Regions from separate parts of the Homo sapiens genome. Here region 1 is linked to region 2. Evidence: read pairs that join two places in POLR2A ChIA-PET (ENCODE). Cell type or tissue: OCI-LY7. All regions are shown on one strand. Each heading gives the region's core, and the rest is flanking DNA. Links, peaks and the distances in the headings are about the cores only.

The links. Peaks named below come from ENCODE experiments on the same cell type or tissue, not always from the same donor. Only the 100,000 strongest peaks of a DNase experiment are listed, where the experiment ranks them.
Region 1: POLR2A ChIA-PET joins it to region 2 with 5 read pairs; 2 of 35 experiments call an interaction of 5 or more read pairs at or near these places.

Annotation. Positions count from the first base shown.
Region 1 is chr7:16,646,036-16,657,706 of GRCh38, reverse strand. BZW2 (basic leucine zipper and W2 domains 2) reads right to left here and starts at 11,526. Exons shown (of 12, transcript NM_014038.3): 1 at 11,419-11,526. RefSeq lists enhancers at 8,841-9,352, 11,547-11,671. In OCI-LY7, for the core only: no CTCF peak of the experiment used is centred there; no DNase peak of the experiment used is centred there; H3K4me3 peaks cover 399 bases.
Region 2 is chr7:18,514,652-18,526,322 of GRCh38, reverse strand. All of the region lies in intron 2 of HDAC9 (histone deacetylase 9), which reads right to left. Among named protein-coding and RNA genes, the nearest start is that of HDAC9, 25 kb to the right of the region's middle. RefSeq lists a silencer at 4,077-4,156. In OCI-LY7, for the core only: no CTCF peak of the experiment used is centred there; DNase peaks (open chromatin) are centred at 4,202, 4,922, 5,752, 7,622 and 2 weaker places; H3K4me3 peaks cover 6,195 bases; H3K27ac peaks cover 7,879 bases.

The sequences.
Region 1 (11,671 bases), core at 1,158-9,157, 1.9 Mb after region 2:
GGTGTCAAATTTTAGAAAAAAAAAAGTTTATCACTAGATAGTCATATCTCAAACCAAAAGTACAGTTAGAATGTACAAAATACATGTTTCCCAGTCTCTGATACTAACAATTTATTTCTGAAATTGGTAATTTTACATCTTATGCAATTTAGTGGAAGGGCAGAGGATAGGCAAGAATATGGGTTTTAAAGAGAGCAGAAAAAGAAGCTCAACACCAGCAGACAAACTTTTTCTACTTTAGGATATTGCATCAATGGAAACAAAAACAAGAAAGAAAAGAGAAATTTTAATATACAATGTGTGACTTAAAAATGTTAATTTCTATGACTTTGAGAAAACAATGACATGCTATGTAGATACAGCAAAATGCAATATTCTATATACATGATGTGATCTTGGCTATGTAAAATACATTTACGTCCAATGGTGGTCAACATGAGTAGTGGGTTCAAGGCACCTCTTATTCTTCTTACCTATACTTGTCTATATTTTCTGTAAAATAAATGCATATCCTTTCTATAATTAGAAAATTGTATATACTTAAGTGAAAACGTTTTAACCTCTTTTGAAGTTCAAACCAATTCTCAAAGAGTCACGAGCAATAATAACATTTTTGCATAAAAAGATATGTGCCACAGGATCTAACTATCATTCCCTACTGAGAGAAACCAAAGTTTCTTGGATAAATGGCTGACTCCAAGGCTGGAGCAGGGGAGATTCACTATGATCCTGGGATGTCTTGTGTTGGCAAATTCAAAAGTGTCTAAAAAAAAATCAAGCTAGATCAAAACAACATAAGAGCCATCTTGAGGACAATTCCACTGGCCTAGCCCAGGGCAATTTGAGGACCCAAATAACTAAGGATAATAGCTAATAACCCATTCAAAAAAATACAAACCCATAGGTCCATGCTCATAACTTTTAGCTTCATTTTAAAGAAAACAAATTTTTCAGTACACAAGGAAAGGGAAGTAAGTGAAAGATTTTCCTTCAGTAGAATGTCAACTAATAAACAGAGAATGAAACATTGAATTAGAAAATCACCATTTTGCAACAATTAAATAAAAAACTGATTCATGCAAGAGTAATCAATGTATGCTAAACCTACTTGTGTGTGTGTGTGTGTGTGTGTGTGTGTGTGTGTGTGTGTGCGCGCGCGCGCTGGGGAGTGCTTGATGATCAACAGGATACTTACATAGCCTCCAAGCATCTTCACATAAATTTTTTTAAAAATATAACTACATATTGGAAAAACAAGACCATACCTTAACCAAAGGACAACATACAATCACTACAACTCCAGATGTTTTACACTTAGAAGGACATATTGCTCATGTGGTACCCCAGACAAAAACACATGACCTGAATAGCTAATCATGAGGAAACAGATGTATATCTAGGGACATTCTCCAAAGTAACTGGTCTGTATTCTTCATCAATGATAACGTCTTTCCAAAACAAAGGTTGAAGAACTGTTCCAGGAGAATTAAAGGTGCATTGCTAAATGCAATACACATTCCTGGACTGAATGCTGTACTGGGAAAAAATATTTATGTATATATATATATAGTCATTTATATATATACACACATATATATGTATATATACATACACACACACACACATATATATGACTATTGAGACAACCTAAGAAGTTGGAGTATAAAGATAAAATTATGGTATCTATGTTAAAATTTACTGAATTTTTTTTTGCACTGTGGTTCTGTAAGAAAAGTATCTTATTTTTACAGAATAAATACTGAAGAAATAAGAGATAAAGGCAGAAAGTGTATGCAACCTACTCTCAAATGATTAAGAAATAAAACTGATTATGTACACATAGAACCCTGGAGCAATGGCAAACACAGGAAGCCATATGTATTTTAGGGCATGGCATGGTGGCTCCGATCTGTAATCCCAGCACTTTGGGAGGCAAATATCATATGATCTCACTCATGTAGAATCTAAAAAAGTTGGTATCACAGAAGTAGAGAGTAGAATAGTAGTTTCCTGGAGACAGGAGAATAGGAGTGAGGTGGGGATGGGGAAAGATTGGTGAACAGGTACAGAGTTACAGTTAGGAAGAATAAGCTCTAGTGTTCTATTGCACAATAGAGTTATTATAGTTAACAATAATGTATCATATACTACAAAAGAGCTAGAAGAAAGGATTTTGATTGTTCTTACCAGAAAGAAATGATGAGTGTTCAATGTAATGAATATGCTAATCACCCTGATTTAATTATTACACAATGTATATGTATATGGAAACACCACACTGTACCCCACATATGAAAAATTACTATATGTCAGTTAAAAACAAAAATGTTACATAGTAACTTAAGTAATTTAAAAAAACATTTTCCAGCATTTACCCATCAAAGTAATTTCTTCCTTCAATAAAGAAAAACTATGAACTAATAATGCTTCCATTAAACAAAACCCCTTTTAATTAATAGATTTATGAAACTTTTTTTAGAATTTCCTCTGGAGTCTACAGATCATTCTTTTGACTATACTCAATGATGAGAAATTTCCTTGTTTGATAGAGGATTTAATTTTAGAAAGTCGCCAGAGATCATTCAGAGTCTAATCCATTGAAAAAAGTAGGTGGCCACTTTGAAGCTATCTGGTGTGTCCAACCAGGTTTTTATGACAAAATACTGAACAGAAGCAAAAAAGTAGGTGATTAAGCTGAGAAACAACAGCATCTTTATTTGAAAGTGAGAGGTAACCTTTAAAAATCACTGATTATAAGGTCAGCTCATCATGTATATTATAGAATATTTAAGGAAAAATTAGAAAAAATCTATCAGTCTAACTTTCAGTAATGACCACTGTTCACACTTAAACACAGTATAGTATACAGGCTGGGCACGGTGGCTTATGCCTGTAATCCCAGCACTTTGGGAGGCTGAGGCAGGCGGATCACCTGAGGTCAGGAGTTTGAGACAAGCCTGGGCAACATGGTGAAACCGTGTATCCACTAAAAAAAAAAAAAACAATTAGCCAGGCATGGTGTTGCACGCCTGTAACCCCAGCTACTTGGGAGGCTGAGGCATGAGAATCACTTGAACCCTGGAGGCAGAGGTTGCAGTGAGCCAAGATCATGCCACTGTATCACAGCCTGGCTGACAGAGCAAGACTCCGTCTCATAAATAAATAAATATCATCCGTTTTTTTTTGGGGGGGGGGGGTTATATACAGAAAAAAATTAAAATTAAATTCTACCATCTTTTCTCATATTATGCTAAAATACAATTTAAAAATGATTTGCATTTGGACTTGGAGTTATATAACTTGATTCAGTGATATTCTCTGAATCTTTATTTTAAAAGTCATCTGTTCCATTGCATCACTTTAGGAAAAGCAGAAACTCTTATAGAGAAGGAAATGTCCTTGAAATTTGTTAATAATATTATAATTTTAAGCTTAGAAAAAAGCAAGATGGTCTCTATATTATTATTATTACTTTTTGAGACAGAGTCTTACTCTGTCACCCAGGCTGGAGTGTAGTGGCACAATCTCAGCTCACTGCAAACTCTGCCTCCCTTGGATTCTCGTGCCTCAGTCTCCCAAGTAATTAATTTTTGTATTTTTTTTTTTTTTTTTTTTTTTTTTTTGTAGAGATGGGGTTTTGCCATGTTGGCCAGGCTGGTCTCGAACTCCTGGCCTCAAGTGATCTGCCCACCTTGGCCACCCAAAGCGATGGGATTACAGGCATGAGTCACCATGCCCAGCCAGTCTCTATATTATTTTAACTAGTGATTTAAAACTTTAAAGTAATAACACACTGATGGCAAAAACAAAACAAAATCAAACAAACAAAAAACCCCAACACAGTACAGAAGGGTAGTGCTCTTCCCAATCTTTCACTCTTGACCTTATATCCTAGCCCCACTCCATGGAGATGATAATAATTTAAACCCTTTAACATCATCCTATGTAACCTTTTAGAAAATGCCTATGCATTCGAGATTTTCACCTCCACTGAAGACAAAAGTAATATTTATTATTAATGAGTATTCTCATCTCCAATGTTCCTTCCTCCAGAAAAGTGCTTTTTCACTGGAAGATACCTAAATACATGTTGAGCTTTACATAGTAGAGGAGAAAGATGATTTTATATGAGATTTACTTTCCACCTAGAGGAAAGGAGCTATGGACAGCACACACAACACTGGCCTTGCTAACTGAGGTGAGGAGAACCAGGAGATGAAAATCAGCAAGAAGTGGAGTGGCAATGCCAGAGAGCAAGTTAGTTTAAGACAGACACAAAACTGATGGGAGTGTTGGTGACTATTACTCCAGTGGGAAGTCAGAAGACAAGTTATTAAAGTAAAAGAGTGTTGAAGTGTTTGCCTCTCTTCAGAGGATTTTTAATCATGGAAAAGAGGAAAATAAAATCTTCAGAAAAAAAAGAAATAAAAAGAAAAGTAAGGCCTAGACTGGTAGACAGTGAGAGAATTCTGTTTTGGAGCAATTGCTTAAAAATCGTAATAGTGGACCTTCAGGAAGCTCAAAGGTGGTGGTGGGCATGAGTCCAAATATTGGCTCACTTACTAGTTCTCTCAACCAAGAAACTCCCATCCTCCCAGAAGGGGACCTGCCCAAGCCTGTCTAGCAGGTGAAGCTTTATTTGAAGGGCTACACACACACACACACACACACAAAGTTACTTTCCATATGCATGCTTATTACATAATGAGAGCATGAACTGGATAGAAATGCCAAGCCTAGTCTAGGGCACGCTGATGACATGGGACTGGATTCCCCAACACAACTTTACAGAAGTGGACCATACAAAATTGAATTAAAGGAAATAAAAAAGAACTAGTACAGAGCTACAAGCTCTCTGAATCATACATTTTAAAAAGGTTTAAGCCAGGTATGGTGGCTCATGCCTGTAATCCCAGCACTTTGGGAAGCCAAGGCGGGCGAATCACCTGAGGTCAGGTGTTCGAAACCAGCCTGGCCAACATGGTGAAACCCCGTCTGTACTAAAAATACAAAAATTAGCCAGGCATGGTGGCAGGCGCCTGTAATCCCAGCTACTCGGTAGGCTGAGGCAGGAGAATCACTTGAACCCAGGAGACAGAGGTTACAGTCAGCCAGTCAGCCGAGATCACACCATCGCACTCCAGACTGGGCAACAACAGCGAAACTCCGTCTCAAAAGAAAAAGGTTTAAACCTACAGAGAATCATTCATTTATTTGTTTGCCAAATATACCAGGTCTGGTACTAGTCAATAGGGATGCAGCAAGCACTAAATCAGGCAAATTTCATGGAGGTCACTTTCTAGCAGGTGGAGCTTTGTTCCAAGTATTGCACAATCGGGCAGAACAAGTTAGCAAGCACTGATTGTCTCCAGTATGTTTAAAGACAACATATGATGCATTCGAGATGCAGTTGTGTTTATTAACGTTTTAATAATTAAGTGCGTGTTTTTTTACTTTGTAACTTACAAGTGGCATCCACGCGGAATGGAATACTTTGAAAACCATGGATGTAAGCCCAGTCCCTAAGCTAACCTTCAGATAAGGCACTGAGATGTCAAACCACTTGGCTGAGGTCAGGAATTCCATTCTAGCATTGGTAAGACAGTGGAGATCAAAGCAGAACGATCCCTGCCCATCTGGAGCTTATGTACATGGAAGAGTTGGGGCCAGAACCTGATCCACTGTCTCCACTCAGTGCATTTTCCAAGGAGCCAACTAAAGCTGTTGCAATGTCTTAGAGAATTATTTATATGATTCTCGAAGACAGCTTTTTCATTATTTGCCTCATAAATTTTATAGTTTGGAATAAGATGGAGTAGCGCATAAATATTAATTTAAAGTTGAGTTCAGCACTTGGATAAATTGAATTAGCATATGTTACTTCCAAAATACCAAAGAGTTCTCCATAGAGTTCTATTAAGCGGTGGGGGGGAAAAGGCATTTATCTTTAGAGAGAGAATTTAACAATATTGCCTCTTAGGGACATACGAATATTAGAAAATTTATGGCACCATAATTTCTAGCACTATAGGATACAGTTTTTAAATTGTTTCCTGCAGAAGCTCAACTCTAACACAAACACAATCTTCACACTCCCAAATACTAACACCGCATCCTTTTCCTCCAGCCAGCAGTTTCCTCTGCACCGACAACTAGGGGTTCTCTTTCCTGTTTATAATAGTCCCATTCAATTACCTTGTTCACTGAGAAAAACATATAACATTTCTTTTTTCTTCTTAGAAATGACCATAAATCCAGGTTAGTTTGAAAACCATTAAAGTCTTCTGTGTGGATATATAAAAAGGATGACAGTAGAATATCATCCAATAGTAGCTTATGATATATTCTCTACAGTGCTAAACGTTATTATCCCTTATTATTCATCTCTGCCCCAGGGCTTTTCTTGAGATTTATTTAGAAGTCCTCAAAAATAACAGTACACCTGTTATATTTTTTAAAGTTCTCATCTAGCATAAAAATAAGTTGAGATGTAAAAAGAAAATATAATGCTACATCTGACACAAAAAATAATTCTACATCTTAAGTTATTGTTTTCCTACTAAAATATTAATATTTTCAGAATGGAATTAAAGATAGCCAAAGGATTATACTATCTTAAATATTAATACAGGGCATTATTCTTTCTTTTTGTCATTATACTTTTTTCCTTTAATTTTTGAATAAACTTAAAAAACATCAATGGAAACACCTATTGCTAAAAATCAAGAAAGAATAATGAGAACATTATCTTTTTGGCATTTAACCTTAAAGAATGGTTCATTCAATGAGTTATTCAAATCTTTATTTTCAAAATAGATAGTTTACAAATATGACTACCTGAACAATTTTGGCACTCTTCACTTAATACACGCCAAATTTAGAACGGGGCAAATCATTCCACTCGGCACCTAACTGCCCAAAAGATACTTGCTAAAGAGCGCCATGGCCTCAATACACAGAAATGAGTGAGTTAAGAATGAAAAGTATTCTTGTTTATGACCTGCTAAGATTGGTGGATTTCATATTAATTAAATATTCTTGTAAAATCCCAAAGTCTAGGATGACATGTTATAAAGGACATTTAATATATCTAAAACACAATAAAAAATTGTAAAGATCAAAAAATCAGTTTAAAAAATTGCACAAATTAGAAAGTAGGTGTCAGATTAAGTATTCAGCTAAGCAAACACTGAGTAAGAACCTACCAGTCACACCCTGTCCTGGGCCTGCTCCTGATTTTCCTAGACTAATACTTATCCTATCAGTGCTGACATTGCTCGAAACAGTTTTGGTACTCTTTTTTTTTGGAATGCCTTCTGAGTTGGATTATGACGCACAGAAGAACATCAGTATCTCCACTTCATTCACCTCTTGATTTTCTCAGTTAAACTAAATGTATCTGTACCCCTTCTTCAGAATTTTCTTTTCAAAAAAGATGAAGATTAACTACCAGTAAGATATTCATCAATTTGTTCTACAAGCACTGAGTAATGCCACCAACCTTTTACTTTTTGGAGAAGTTAAAATGTGATGTCAAATGTTTATGGAAACGCATTGTTCACAAGACAGTTCTTTGCAGATTTAGGTGTAACTGTTTTAACACTTAAATGAATAATCACATAAGCGAAACTCCAAGTATAGAAAAAAGAACATTTGTATTTATATTACTTTCTTATGTTGTGTTTAAAAAAAAAAGATTTCTTAGAGGCTGTAATACTTCCAAATTTTCTTTTTAAAAACTTCATTATGGAAAATCTCAAATATATCCAAAAGTAGAGAGAACAGTATAATCAAGTGAATATACTCATCACCCATCTTCAACTGTTAACATAGTCAATTTTATCTCATTTATATTCTCATTCAGTCTCTCTTCCTTTCTGTCACAGAATTATATTAAAGCAAATCTCAGCTGTCTTCTCATCCAGTTCTGAAATAATTCTGTTCCTATCTCTAAAAGATAAGTAATCTTTTAAAAATATAACCGTAATCTACTTCCAACTTAAAAAAATCAAAATTTCTTATTATCAAATATCCAGTCAATAAAGATACCTAAGTCTAAGGAAAAAAAGTCAAATGTCAAGACAAACAGTACCCTGAAAGATGTAATACTCAAAAATGCAACAAAAAGGCAGCATTCTCCTAATGTAGAGAGCTGGAAATCAGGGTCTTTAATGGGGAAATCTAAGAATGGCATGCCAAATTTGTAACATGTGCACAAGAACAATTTTTCTTGGTTGATAGCATTCATCAGAATGTCAAGAAGCTTGAGATCCAAAACATTTAAAGACTTTCTGCCTCTGGTTATGATTGTGCGTGCTTAGTGCCACCTCACCTCACATTGCCAGGAAGGATTAGTCAAGTAGGAAAACAAATCCACCTAAAATAACTTAGAAATCAAACTGAATTCAACTCAGCTTGTACTGAGCATACACTAGGTGCAAGACACTGGGTTAAACCTGAGAAACAAAGATAAATTTGACCTAGTTAATGTATACTGTAGAATGAGAAGGGACCAAACAGATTAATAATAACTATAATAGAATGCGATGAGAAAGTGCTTGTTTTAGGTATTTTCATGGAGATTCAGATGAAGAAGCAATGATGTCAATTTAGGGGGGCGGTAAAAGAGGGGTCGCTAGAATCCATAAGAAGAGAGAATTAAAGGCTGCCAGCAATGATACCAGTAGCCATGTTGCATATCAATATCCTCCATGTACAAAGATTTTACTTATAACCCTTGCCAAGAGACATGAATAAATGTATTTACTAGCATGTATATTTCCCTTACTGGATAGAGAGGGAGAGATGAACACAAAAGCTGAAGAAAAGAGGTTTTGTTTAAATTGTGTCTGGAAAGTTGAATAGTTCATCAGATCTGGAGAGGAGATTCAGTGAAAAGGGAAGGGAAATCATTCAGAGGAGGAGAAAAGCAGGAACAAAGGGGTGGAAATTACCGGCAGGTTGGGGAACAAGCAGAGTGGTGACCTTAGAGCCCAGTGTGTGGGAGGGCCCAGATGACTGGAAATGCCTGCTGAGACCATGGATGGATTGGAACCTTCCAGGCCAGACCCAGCCCTCTATTCTGTGGCCAGCAGAGAGCCATTCAAAGAATGATGGGTGCTCAATGTTTATTGAACTGGTAGTTCCCTGAATTAGCTAGATGGAGACAGGTGAGAGAGAAGCAGGCTACTTAAGATGCATTGCAATAGCTCTAGAGTGGTAGATATGAGAGGACACATACAACATTTCAAACATTTCAGAAATCATTATTCCAATTCTGACTTGACACTTCCTAATATGGGATTGTGGGCAAATTATTTCCCTTACTTTCTGTCCTCTTATTTGCAAAGTGGGTATAATATTGGCTCATTCCTGGGTTGTCATAACACTAGAATAATTCTATGCAAAGCATCTGGTAGAATATCTAGCACAGACTAAATACTCAATATGAAGTAGCTATCTTATTATCAATAAAACTTCTTTGATGTGAATCTGTTTTAATATGCTCATTATCTAATCTTATCCCTACATTAAATATTTACACCATACAAAACTACTAATGTAATCAATCCATCTAATGAACAGTACCCATTATGAATCTGTTTCTAGAAATGTAAACTGAACATGATTTATTTGCATTTCTAGGTAGATGTTAGATTCTCTTTCAACGTTATTGTCTCTAAATTCACTGGTCATGTATTCAGAGAGCACTAAATACCAACCAAGTGTCATAAGGCATCAAGAAAATAGATAGTAAGCTGCTATCCTCGAGGAACTGACAACCCCAGTGAGACAAACAGGTGTGACCTTCAAGTAACCATGGCCCAGATTTGGCACAAGAGATGGAAATACTAGCAATGAAGTACCCAATTATGTGTATGCATCTGCTGGTAAGATGCTAAATCACATGTTCCAGGAGGTTACCACTCAACTGTTTTTTTAGGTTTGTGGGTTTCTTCCGCATGATACTATGTTATAAATCAATTGTAACTCTGAACTAACAGCATTACAAAAGATTGGTCACTCTCAGGAGCCTTACTACTTGCTTGAACAGCCACATCATTATTAAAGCATCATCCAACAAAAGTATCTTTGTTATACACTGAGATGAATAATTTCAAACCATTTTCATGTAAGATGTTCTGGCTCAGATCTGTCCCAGTCTTTAATGCTGAAGCTTTAGGGGGGAAAAACAGCTGGAGTTTAGGAAAGATTTTTGCTAAAGGCAGGAAATAATGATAAACATATTCCAGGAGATTTCAGATGTTAGTGAAAGCTTCACGCAAAATAAATGCCTAAGGCCAGAGGAAAATGCATTTCGCTTTTCGTATGGCGCTATGAGAAGAAACAGTGGTCCTGGGGATGCTTAACAAAAACCACCTACATAATTACTCAAATATTTCTCTTTGACACATACACGTCTCTTTGACACACATATTGAGAGAAACATCAATACTACTCTGTAGGGAAACAACAGTAAAACATAAACACTAATTTCCAAAGAAACTTTCATTGATGATGTAAATATAAATCTGCACCCTGGAGAAATGACTGATTCCCGCATTTTAGCAAGCAAATCTTATTCTGAAATACACACTTGTATTTACCCCCATCTACCTATGGTCGAAGCTCCAGGCTACATATTACAGTTGAATGAAGGTTGGATTAAGAGGCTAATCTAAGGCTATATATAGGCAGCAACACCAATTTAATCTCCGCCCTCTCCAACCTCCCCACCCTCCACTCCCTATTTCCATAAATCTCAAGATCTGAGTTACAAAGAGAACCGAGAACTCTAGCAGAGCAAAGAAGCCCTTCCTTCCCCCTCCCACAGGCTGTCTCTCATAAACGAAGTATTAGTGCAAGTGTAAATTGTTTCCAAACATCTTTAACAAGCAACATTGGGCGATCAGGTTTTCTTCTACAGCTTCCACAGAGGCCAAAGAGATGACAAGTAGTGGGGAGGGCGAGGATCACCAGCGTAAAAACTACCTTCTCCCGAGTCTGTTCTCACTGACTCGCTAGTAATGGGGCGCTGTCCTTGCGACCCCTACCTAGCCCAGAGCCCCGGCCCCAGCCTCCCCGGGAGCCGCATCTGGCGGTGCCACGCACGAGACCATGTGCACCCGCCACTTCCCACCGCGTGGCTGGCCCCCGCCCGCCCGCCCGCGGTCCCAGGGTCTCCCGAGGCGGCCAAACGTTGCGAGTCGGAGGTCTTCATCCCAGGGCACTGATACCCCGTACGCGCCGTGATGATGAGGTGGAGCGGGGGCTTCTCCACCGCGAGGCAGGAAGCCGCCCCAGGAGGCACATGCTTCCTCCCCGCCAGCTCCTGCCCGATGGAAACCCCGGCGGGGCGGCAGTCGCTACTCTCGCAACCCTCACGGCGCCCCTTGCCTCACCTGGGCTGCTTCTCACCTGTCCGAGGAGGTAGCGACGACGCGCAAGGCTGGGGGCTGCGGCGATTCGTGCAGCAGCAGCGGCAGCAGCAGCAGCAGCAGCAGTGGCGGCAGACAATGGAGGAGTGAAGGACAGACACATTGACATAGACACACGGAACCCGGCGCAGCCCCGCCTCCCGTACCGCCCCCGTCTCCTAGACCGCCCCCGCCCAGACTGCGCCACTCCCGGGGGAATGGTGGGGGTACGGCGACAACCTGGGGCCTCTGCA
Region 2 (11,671 bases), core at 2,141-10,140:
TTCACAGCATGCTTCTTTTTGGCATTGGGGGTGGTCAATGGGGAGACTTGTATATCAGTCTAATAGGAAGATGATTTAAGACACAAGAATTCTCAAATAGTAACAACTTATAAATATTGCTATACAATTCCAACAAAATAGTATAAATTACAAAGCTCATGTGATAATCCATTATGCAGACTTATTAAATTATTTCAAAATTGCTTTGTGAACCTTTCCTATGCAGATTGCTGGCTTCTTGAAGGAAATAATTATTTATGTACCCCTAAAAAGTACCTAAAACAGTGACTTTCATCTGGTGCAGAACAAATGTTGAGTAGCAGGCAAAGAGATAAAAGTGGGGAAGCCACAAGACATTATGTCTTTGGTGGTGAGAGAATGTGGACTGCTGCAGAGGCAAGACTGGCAGCAAGAACTTAAGAGTCAAGTAAGCCAGAAATCGTATGCAGAAAGTAAGTGAAACATGTACAAAAACTAGGGATTGTAATTTCTCAAAGTCAGGTAGAACCAAGGCCAAAGGATCTAAGTTCCAGGGAACAGATATACAGCATCCTATTCTGTTCTGAAAGACTAGACTTAGTTGTACAGGCAACAGTCCTATACTCAAAGAGAGGTCCCATTTCATCAAGGATTAATATATTCTATGTTTCAGCAGCATTTCTAATTTTAAAGACACAATACAGTATATATGAAAAACTGGGAACTAGGACTATATAAACAGTAGCTTTTAAAAAAAGCAAAGCAATGCAGTTTACAAAAATATGGATTGAGCAAAATTGTTTAGAATGAACATTAACATCCATAGGAATTATTTTATTAAGACTGCATGTAATTTAGAGAAGTATAGTTTAACCAAAGAATTATATTTATTTTAAGAATACTCACACAGTAATTTTAAAGATTTATCTTGTATGATCACCAAAATGATTAAGAAATTTCAAGTAGAAAAGGACAAAAGATACAAAATCCTTGGTATTTTTAGGTACTTTAAAATATTTAACGCAATTAGATTTTTTTCATCAGTTACTATTTTTTTAAGTCGCCAATATTATTTGTTCTAGTGTTATATCTGGTCTCTATCCAAGTCATTACATGTTTTTTCAGCTGTCAACACATTTGCTCCAAAATTAAATTTATCAAATAATTAGTAATTATTTTCCTGTAAAAGCAACTGAGGAAACACATTATTGCATGGAAATCTATGAGGCTTTACTGATTCAGACTGATTTATTAGGATTTTTCTAGTTTGTAATGAATAGCATACTAAAAAAATTAAATCCATTACTATTATTAAATCTTAAAATGATTTTAAAGTCTCATAAGATTTCTTGGGTAGTATATTAAAATCATTATACTACATTTAGAACAGCAGTATTTTCCTTGCGTATACATATTTTTCCATATATATACTTATCTGTAATGTGTGTGTGTGTGTGTGTGTGTGTGTGTGTGTGTGTGTATGTCACTAAGTTTTATTTCAAAATCGTCTACCCAAAATCTTTTACACAGGCTCTCCATCTACTCTTCAACTCAGGGGTTTGGGAGGTAATAATCCATTAGGCAGTGCTATATAACTCATATCCACTCACTCCAATTCACTCTCTCAATCTCTCTGTATCTCTCAATCCCTAGAAGAGAGACAGAGTTAAGAATGGGAAAATATATATTCCTATCCTCTTAATCTTCCTTTGCCCCAAACATAAACTTTATTTTCAATAAAATTTTTGTTTTTAAACGTTATGCTATTGGTGTTAGATTTAAATATCTTGCAGCCACAAAACATAATATGTTGCTATCCTGAATCCAACTTTTGTACATGTTGTATGATTGTCTTTACGTGGACAAACTACTAATAATAGCAGAGAGTGAGCACCCCTCTCAACTACAGCTGACTGCAGGCCTCATCACAAAGTCGATGGCTGAAGCAATTTCACTCCCCTAAATGAGAAAAAGCAATAACCCACATCTGAAATTTACAGCTGAGGAGTAATTATGAGTTTAAAATCCCTGCAATTCTTGTTGGAGACTATAGTTAGAGTTCTCTTAGAGTATTAATATACAAAGTTGTTAACTTTCAGTCCCTACAAGAAATATGGCAGTTAATTACATGAATTATCATGCTCACATTCACTACACAGGTAAATAGATGCTATCTGTGTAGATATGAATGTATGCCAAGGCCCAATCTCTATATACCTTCCATACTTGAGTACCTATCCTGAGAATAGCTAACCCAGCCAGATGAAGAAGTGCTTCTTTCCCCTCTATGTTTTCATAGTGTAAGGTTTTCCTACTCTCAGTGTTGCTCTACACTTCATTTTGTGATAGTCAATCAATGTTACCTACCAAGCTCCACGCTTATTCTGCCAGTCCAGGTGAATAGCAAGACAAGCAATGGGAAGCAGGGCGGAGCGGGGAGGGGGAGGTGGGGGAGGGCGGGGTCTACATTTAAATCTCCTCATCTGTCTCTTGTGTAATTCCTCACCTTAACAATCCTTCTCCAATCCTTTGCTGAAAATCTTACCTTCATAAAAATTACCTACTCTAACTACTCTATGTGATGGTGCACCTTTCTCTCCCAACTCATGAACCACCTTTCTCTGCCCTACCTTTTGTTCATCTAACAGCACCATTTCTAACCAATTACATAATTATGTACATTTATAATTTATTATCAGTCTCCCAACACACACACACATATACATGTGCAAACAGTGTAGATTTCACATTCCACAAGGGCAAATATATAAGGTTGTTTTGCTCTGTCATCTATTTTGGCACGAAGATAATGTCTGGCACATAAGAGACACTCAAAAAATAATTAATGAATGAATAATGGCAACACATCTACCCAGTTATGAATGTGGAAATCTCAGACTCTGAATTTGTCCCTTTACCTCTTGCATGAATTCCCAATTTATCTCTTTCTGGTCCTTCCAGTTCACTCTTACTATTCTCTCCCTATTCCTTGCTGGGCACTTCTAGTTAATAGTTAGAGGTTATGTGATAATTACACAACCCATTTTAAGGAGTGTCCCATCCTTTATACAGCAGCTAAAGTTACTTTTCCAAGAAGTATTTCTGATCATGCAGCTCTTCTTAAAATCCTTTAGAAGTTCAAAGTCACTAGCTTTGCATGGAATTAAAGGTCCTTAATCATCTGTCTCCTGCCTGGTTTGCAGTGTCATCTCCAGCCATGGCAACATTATAGATCATGTCCTCCAACCATCTTCAAAAACACTGAACTCCCCTTCATTTATTTCCTTTGAAAGGCTTCCCAGGCCTTCTCAATATTGCAAAGTCTAGTTTTAGCACCTATTCTCTCATGTTTACTTTGCCTTTTTCCTCCACTCTAGACAATGTGCTCTTGGAAGCAAGACACTACATCATTTACTTTGGCCTAAATACAGTGGACATCCATAAATGCTTGTTAATTAAAGTTATTCAGCCTCTTTGAGCTCAGTTTCCTCACTTGTTAAATGATTTTTACCACCTACAAAGAGGATTCCTGGGAGAAACAAATAAAACATTATACATTGAAAATTCATAGCACTTAATGGTCACTGAATGTTATTAATCCTTCTTAAGACATATCATGGGCTCCATTTCAATTACCTCACCTACAGCGCTTAAATAAAAAATAGACAGGACAAGAAATAAGAGAGGCATGTTTGGTTTGTTTGCTCATTAGATGTTTTTTTTTTTGTTTTTTGTTTTTTGTTTTTTTTAAAAAAACCACCCTGCTTTTTTTTTTTCAGTATTAACAATTGAGCTTTATGATGTAGAAGCTAAGATACTCTGTCATGTCCAGTTATATGCTTGGAAAGAAACTGGACTGGAATTCATGATTAATCCTCAGGATTGAGACAAGAAATGAAAATGTGGCCAGACAGCTAGGGGTGCACTCTTAGCATATTGTTGGGAGGCCCTGGCTCCTTAAGAGTTTCCCAGCACGGAGCTTTAGTCCTCTCCATCCCTGTCCTTTCTTTGTTAAAACGTCTATCCCCACATCTAAAGAGCACTTACTAATCAGGTATCTTTTGGTTTAGTCTTTCAGAGTGTGTGGCTGTTAGTTCTGAATGGCCCTAAGTGCTTTTTTGTACTTAGTGGAGCCAACTTAGCCATTCACAGAGAAGCAATCTCTCTATAAATGAACAGATTTTCACACGTGGGCTGTAATATATGCATAACACATTTCTCGCGGTGTTAATTTTGGTCTAACATCCTCCTGTTGGTCTTGATTACCTTGGAGACTTACATCCTGTCTTCTGTATATATGTAGTTGTTAGTCACTTCTACTAAGTTGTCTCACCACCATTTCTCAAGAATGATAACAGAAGACACAATATTTCAATAACTGATTTTTCCTTTCAACAAATGTTCATTCAACCTCCTGTTTCCAGACATCGTACTAAGGCTTAGTCAAATCTAAACCTCGTGTAAAACTCTAAAATGCTGTAAAGGTCCAGCTAACTTTGTAGTAAAAATAAATGGAATCATTTCAGAATATTAATTGAATGTTTTTTTAAAAACAATACTAAGTAAAATGTAAATCTGAATATAGGTTCACTTCAAATTTATTATCGTTTTTCTAAAAACTGGAAATCCTAGACTGTTGTTTATTATTAGTCATATTATTGATATGGCTGCAAGTCAAACATAATCTGAATTGAACGTATCTTGAGAAAACAACAGCATACGAATAAATATGGTGAGACAGTATGGTGATAAATGCCATTTGGGATAGCATATTAATGGTGAAAAAATAGATAGCAATTTTTTAATTGGGAGTATTAGAAGCTTTATCCATTTTGCTTATTTTATTCATGGTGTGCAAATCAAATAGATGGACGACTGGACACAAATTCTGTGTAAATGATCTATATTGTGACAAATCGCAAGGCATCTGGTTAAGTGAGATATCTCCCTTGGGAAATAAAACGAAACAAGAAGTGTTTTTCTTCTTAAAAATCTGTACCCTGGTAGATAGGATCCAACATAAAATTAAACATCTCATCTAACTTTTCCAATGCCATGTTTCCAAAAGGAAATTACATTAAATTTGTCCATTCAAAATGCAAAAAGCAAGACATCCAAGAATGAGGTTTGTAGCAGAATGTAATTTTAAAGACATGATTTTTCTCCATTACTGGAGATATCAAACATTTTAAAAGCCTGTTCTTTCCTAATTGGATTCCAGATCATTATTTTTTTGGCCAAAAAAGAAAGGTTTTCTGCATTCTTAAAATAATTAGGCAAGATTTCAAATCAAATTATCCAATTTCAAACCTCTATTTTTCTCTCTAAAACGCCTGTTAGAGGAGGACTGCCGATGACTAAGCTTTGTGTCATTCTCATGGCTTTATTAGGAGAATGTTCTAAGTCCTTCACTTTCTATGTAATCAGAACTATAATTTCTTCAGGTTATTTTAAGACCCAGCTATGGCTAAAGCAGGAAACTCAATTTTATTCTGAGCTGTAGACATGTCGACACAGCAGAGCAGGGCTCCAGCTTTCTGGGCTATCTTCTTTCATAAACCCTCTTGCTTGGTGTCAGACCAAGGCTCTAGGCTAGTTGTACTTACTCTCTGGGTGTCAGGTAACTGTTTCCAAGACATTTACGGTAGTAGGACTGTTATTTTGGAAAATATGTGTTGACATATTATTATTCTACAAATGAACAGCTTACTTGTCCAGAGAGCACCACTCTTCATTACATCAATTCGAAAATCATATTCAACAGAAGGGCAGTTGAGAAAACCCAGGTGCCAGAAACATTTGATAAAAAAGCAGAACAGAAAGCTCATATGTCTACATGGTTCATCATACTCCCTTAGAATTTTATAACTTAATTAACCAACTCCATTTAGGCTTGCTTAGTTGCCTCTAATTATTCAGAAAAATTTTCTGTGTTGCAAAGTAATATTAATAGTGAGTGACATTTCTGCAAGTAACAGGTAACCTATTTCTTCTATAGTTGTGATATATAACTAAGTAAAGAAAGGAGAATAGGACAGTATAATAAAATAGAAAAAGTTACCTGCAAGAGGTGGTCTTCAGAATGAAAAGAAAAATATAGCATGATTACTTTAATATTTTGATGTATATCACGAAGTTTCTCACAGATACGTAAATTAATCTTATTCCTGAAGTAAACTTATTAATACTTTTAATTATTAATAAACATACTGATATAAAAACACTTTATTGAACTGTGATTTTCATGCTAGCATTTTTTTTCTTTGGGTTAAAATACTTTTACTACTTTTCTGCTCCTACTACAACAATAAAATAATGGAAACAAGTACCATGAATCCATTAGTTGAGCTTACTATGCTATATGTACTGTATACCATTCTACATTTTTTTGCATTCATTAATATATTGAGCTCATCCTTCTATGTTAATATCTTCAGACATTACTTAATAACTTTAATGACTTGTATTTCAGAGTATGGATTATGTATTGACTTATAGTTAGATTGCCCTCAGTTTTCCATTATTATAAATAAAACTGCTGATAAATATCCTGGTACATAAATTATTGTGAATTTGTGCAAGTATTTCTGTATACCAATTAAGTGGAATTACTAGATTGTTGGGTGTGTAGATTTTTAATTTTTATAGTACTGCCAATTTATGCTGCTCCAAAATTTGAACAGTGTGCTCTTCCACTAATACATGACAACACCCCTTTCCTCCAAACCACAATCAACACTAAGCATTATCTAGTCATTTATTTTTACTCCCATAATGTTGACAAAAATGGCACCTCATTGATGTGTTAATCATGACAAAGATTGATCATCTTCTCGGATACTTACTGCCTATTTTTGGTTATTCCTTTGTAAATGTCTTATTCATAGCCTTTGATTATTTATCCACTGAGTTACTGGTATTTCTTACTGATTTACAGTTTATATTTCTGCTTTATAGATATTAACCTCTTGAGCATTTAATATATGGTAACTTTTTATTTGTCTGTCATGTAATAAAAAATAGTGTCATAATTTGTCATTTAATTTGTTTCTGACTACGAAGAATACCAAGTCAACAATTATTCTTTTTTAACTTTCTCTAGATAGGATTACACTGACCTAGATCTTTCCTAGAATGAGTTGTGATGACATCACATAAGCTCATTAATATAAATAGAAATATTTTTCCAAGGCACAATGTCTAAACTATATTTTTTGCTGGCATCATTTTCATATTGATCTATGAAGTAGGGTCTTCAAACTAAACTTTAGGTTAATTCTATACATAGTATTTATCAATCACTTAGAGCCCACAGATGTTTGCAAAACTAATAATACAGACACTGGGCTTCTGGACATAAAGATTCAATTTCTACCACACTATAGCTTCAAGGGGCAAACGACACATCCCACAGCTTCATACACGTTTGATTTCATTTTGGAATAAGAGAATCTAGAAAATAAACATTTCACATGTCGGAAGCCTTTTCCTTGAAATATCAAAAACACTTTAATGTTTTAAGGTATGCTTTCCAAAATGGGTTAGATACATCTCTGATTTTAAAGATATCTATGACATGGAGGAGCCAGCCAGGGCTATTACTGGCCTTTCCGTAACTGCATTGTGAAACTGTGGTTCCCTCAGGGCCAGTTAAATACAGCAGTCGGCTTTAATGGAGGTGGGACAAGCTTTTGCATTAATTTCTCGACCTTTTCTATATTTGGAAGATGGGTTGGTTTTCTTTTTGCTTTTTATTGTGTGCTGTGGCTCTAGGTAAGTCTTTAGGTAGTCTAAATCTAGTAAACTCCCCTGCTTGTAATCTATGCCTTTTAGTCTTGGGCTGAAGACCCAAATAATCAAATTTGTTATCACTCTTTCTAAAATTGATCACTTACGTTTGCTAGGGACACAAACTTCTTTGAGTATTAAGACATGGAATTGACAGTCTCTCCCCAAAAATGCATATGTACACAAATATATTTGTTTGCAGACAATTTTCTTAGATTCAGAAACTGCCTAAAGCTCATTCACAGATCCCTTGGGCTCTCCAAGTCTCTTTCTGGGTTACTTCAAACTCTTGATTTTGATTCGTATAGAAGAAGTTCCCAAATAAATGAGTCATTAGAAGTCAGTCTAGTTGGAGAAGATAAATACCGGTAAATCAATCACTGTGGGAGAGAGTAAATCAATAAATGCACGAGTGTGTGAAATAATAATAAATAATGTCCTTTTAAAAGCTCAATTAAAACAAATAAAATAAGTGATTATTTGCTTATGGTGAAAATTTCTCATAACATTTTATTTCAAATGAGAAAACAATGAAAAATGTATGTGTGAACACTGTATAACTGTAAGTGTGAGCATGTGAGTGAAAGAACTGGGAATAGAAAATGAGAGGGACCATTTGTATTTTTAAAACAAAAAAATTGTACTTCAGCCAGAAAAGCTGTCATTCCAATTACTACTTCAGAAGTATAGTCAGGAGTTTCTTAGCATGTGAAAGAAGATTCTTGTCTTCACTACCCTGTATCTTGTCAACTCTGCACGAAAAGCCCATTTTCTGCCCTGCTGTCACAATTCTGGCAGAAACAGAGGGGTGAGAATGGAAGAAAACAGGAGTAAAGGCCTCTTCTTTAATTAAGGCATCCTGTCTTAACTTGTACTCTTCTACCTGCAACATCGTGTTCTGAAAGATGGACAAATGTTCAAATCAGTGTTGAGAAAAGATATGTGACTGACAAGAGAATAACAAAGTTGGTATATGATGTGTAATAGATTACAGCTAATTCTTTAGAATGAATGTATAGAAGAACTATGAGAGCAGCCATACTAGACTCTAGACTGTAAAAGAGGAGAAATGGAGGGGAGGAAATAATGCAGGCAGCTCTCGCATCACACAAGCTGATCCTTTAGTTCGTTCATTCCCAAACATGGTATTCAGTTCTTACCAGGTGTAAGGGACCATACTTGACATGAAACTACAAGTGGAAAGTAGCAAGTAAATAAAACATCCTCAGAACGCATTTTCATAATGTATTATTTGAACTTTTATCGTTTGTAAGAACAGAGTCAGGTGGCAAGCCGTGAAATGAGGCAGTCACAATGACGGACTCTTAAAAGATATCAATTCCTGTAAGCACATGACGCCCTGCACTGCTTAACCTTTCTGAATATGTTTGTCTTTAAATACCAGAAAGTAAATCTGTCAATGTGTGAGATCATCAGTTTTGATCAAAAAATTTATCTTGGACTAAATATTCATATTTATTTAAACATAAATTAGAAATGTAGAGAATGCTGGCTGAATTGGGGTGATGGTGGTGGTTGTTGTTGTTGCCAGAAAAAGAAGCCTAAAATCAGATGTCTTTTTAAGTAATCTTTCTATATAATTTTTTACCATTATGCCAGATGTTTGATTTTTCAGCTAAGGCAGATCAGATGCTCAATGTATTACTATCTTTTTTTTTTTTTTTTTTTTTTTCTGAAATGGAGTCTGACTCTGTCACCCAGGCTGGAGTGCAATGGCACGATCTCGGCTTACTGCAACCTCTGCCTCCTGGGTTCAAGTGATTCTCCTGCCTCAGCCTCCCAAGTAGCTGGGACTACAGGCACACACCACCACGCCTGGCTAAGTTTTGTACTTTTAGTAGAGACAGGGTTTGGCCATGTTGGCCAGGCTGTTCTCAAAACTCCTGACCTCAGGTGATCCACCCACCTCGGCCTCCCAAAGTGCTGGGATTACAGGCGTGAACCACTGCACCCAGCCTAATATATTACTATCTAGAATGTGAATTTGACACACATCAGAACATCCTCTGGGGTTCTCATGTGAAGGAGGTGAGAGGAAGGTTGAGTTGTCCTTTCCCTGTTTCTGTTCTTAAGTAAATAGGATATTGACTAGGGCGGTAAGGTGACATCCTCCTTCCTGGAAATCACAACTCTAAAAACACCAGCTATCCAGAACATACCAAAGACTCAAGTGATTTTGGCCTTTTATTGTCCAAATTACATTTTCTATGGATATGAGCATAACTGAATATATTTACCCAGAGGAAATCCTTCTTAAAGGTCTTTTAAATTTCATTTTAGAAACCAACGCAATAAGCCCAACCATCTGAGGTTTTATTCTCTAACTATACTGCACATAATAAATTAGGATGACACAATGTGGCCCTACTAGAAAGAGGCCCGCAGGCAGGATGAAGAGTATAAAATCACAGCTGCAAAGCCATTTTTGTCTGAAGAAAACAACCCAAAAAATTTTAAGTGTGACTGAAGAACCTCCATATTTGAAGTATGACGTAGTTAATATTCATAAAAATAATAATGTGTCCTTAGTAAAAGCATCATGAAGAATGAAAAGAAGTTCTTCTTCCCTTTAAGTTTTAAAATTAAAAATTGGCTTTTAAAATATATTCTTTATATATCTTATGCCTAGAAAACCCAGGATAAAAAGCCTAGAACATTTAAAGTGCAAACGCACATGTGCACTTGAAATATCAGCTGCTGTAAATGGATGATATTCAATCCATTCATTCATTCACTTATCCCATGAATATTCATTAAGCAATTATTATATGTCAACCAATCTTCTAAGCCTTAGGTTTGCTTATGTTGAAACTCCATGTTTTAATTAACTCAGGGATTGTATTTTTATTTTATAACTATTTCCTTTAAATGCTAATGAATGTGCTCAGGGATGGAACCCCCTTTGTTCTCCAAAATTATAATGCTCTTTGATCTCACTGACAAAATAGAAGACTGCTTACTGCCATTCTGTTAACTGGCTACAAATCTTGGTCCAGGATACTGTGGCCTGAAGGGTCCAATGTATCTAGAACTCTACCTCATGTTTTGGGAGCTGCTGCTTAGCCCTGGATTCCACATAATATGTCTAACGCTGTAGGAGTTAGAAATCTTTGCAAACTGGCTTTCACCAACTACCCAAGTAGCTAAAAAAAAATTTCATTCTCAGAATACTGAATATTTGTGAATGACTGATGTGTTTTTGGCAACGAAGTGAATACTTCAGTGAGGCACACTATATTCAGCAATGAGATACACTTAACATATGAAAGAAAAATTTCCATGCATTACATTTCAAAAGATTGGAATGAGGAAGAAGGAAAAAATACTCTTGTTATCTTGATTGCAACATGTAGCTTTGGCATCATTTAAATATCACCATAGTAGGTGTAAAACCCAATAAAATATGACTTTAGAACCAATAACCAATATAATCTCTCTTTCTGTTTTTAAATTTTAACCATATGACTATAAACTGGAGTTTAGAAAAAGTTATGAATAAAAATTCCTAAGGACTATGTAGTACTTATCCCAAAATACTAGTTTAACGAAGAAAATTATTTTTATTGTTATTATTTTCTTATTATCTTTAGAGACAGGGTCTTATGTGTCATCCAGGCTAGAGTGCAGCGGCATGATCATAGCTCACTTCAAACTCAAATTCCTGGACTCAAGCAACCCTCCCACCTCAGCCTCCGGAGTAGCTAGGACTACAGGCACACACCACAACAGCCAGCTAATTATTTTTCGTTTTTATTTTTGTAGAGACAGGGTCTCACTATGTTGCCCTGGATAGTCTCAAACTCCTGGCCTCAAGCTATCCTCCCACCTTAGCCTTCCAAATCCTGAGGTTTATAGGCATGGGCCACAGCACACAGCCAAGAAA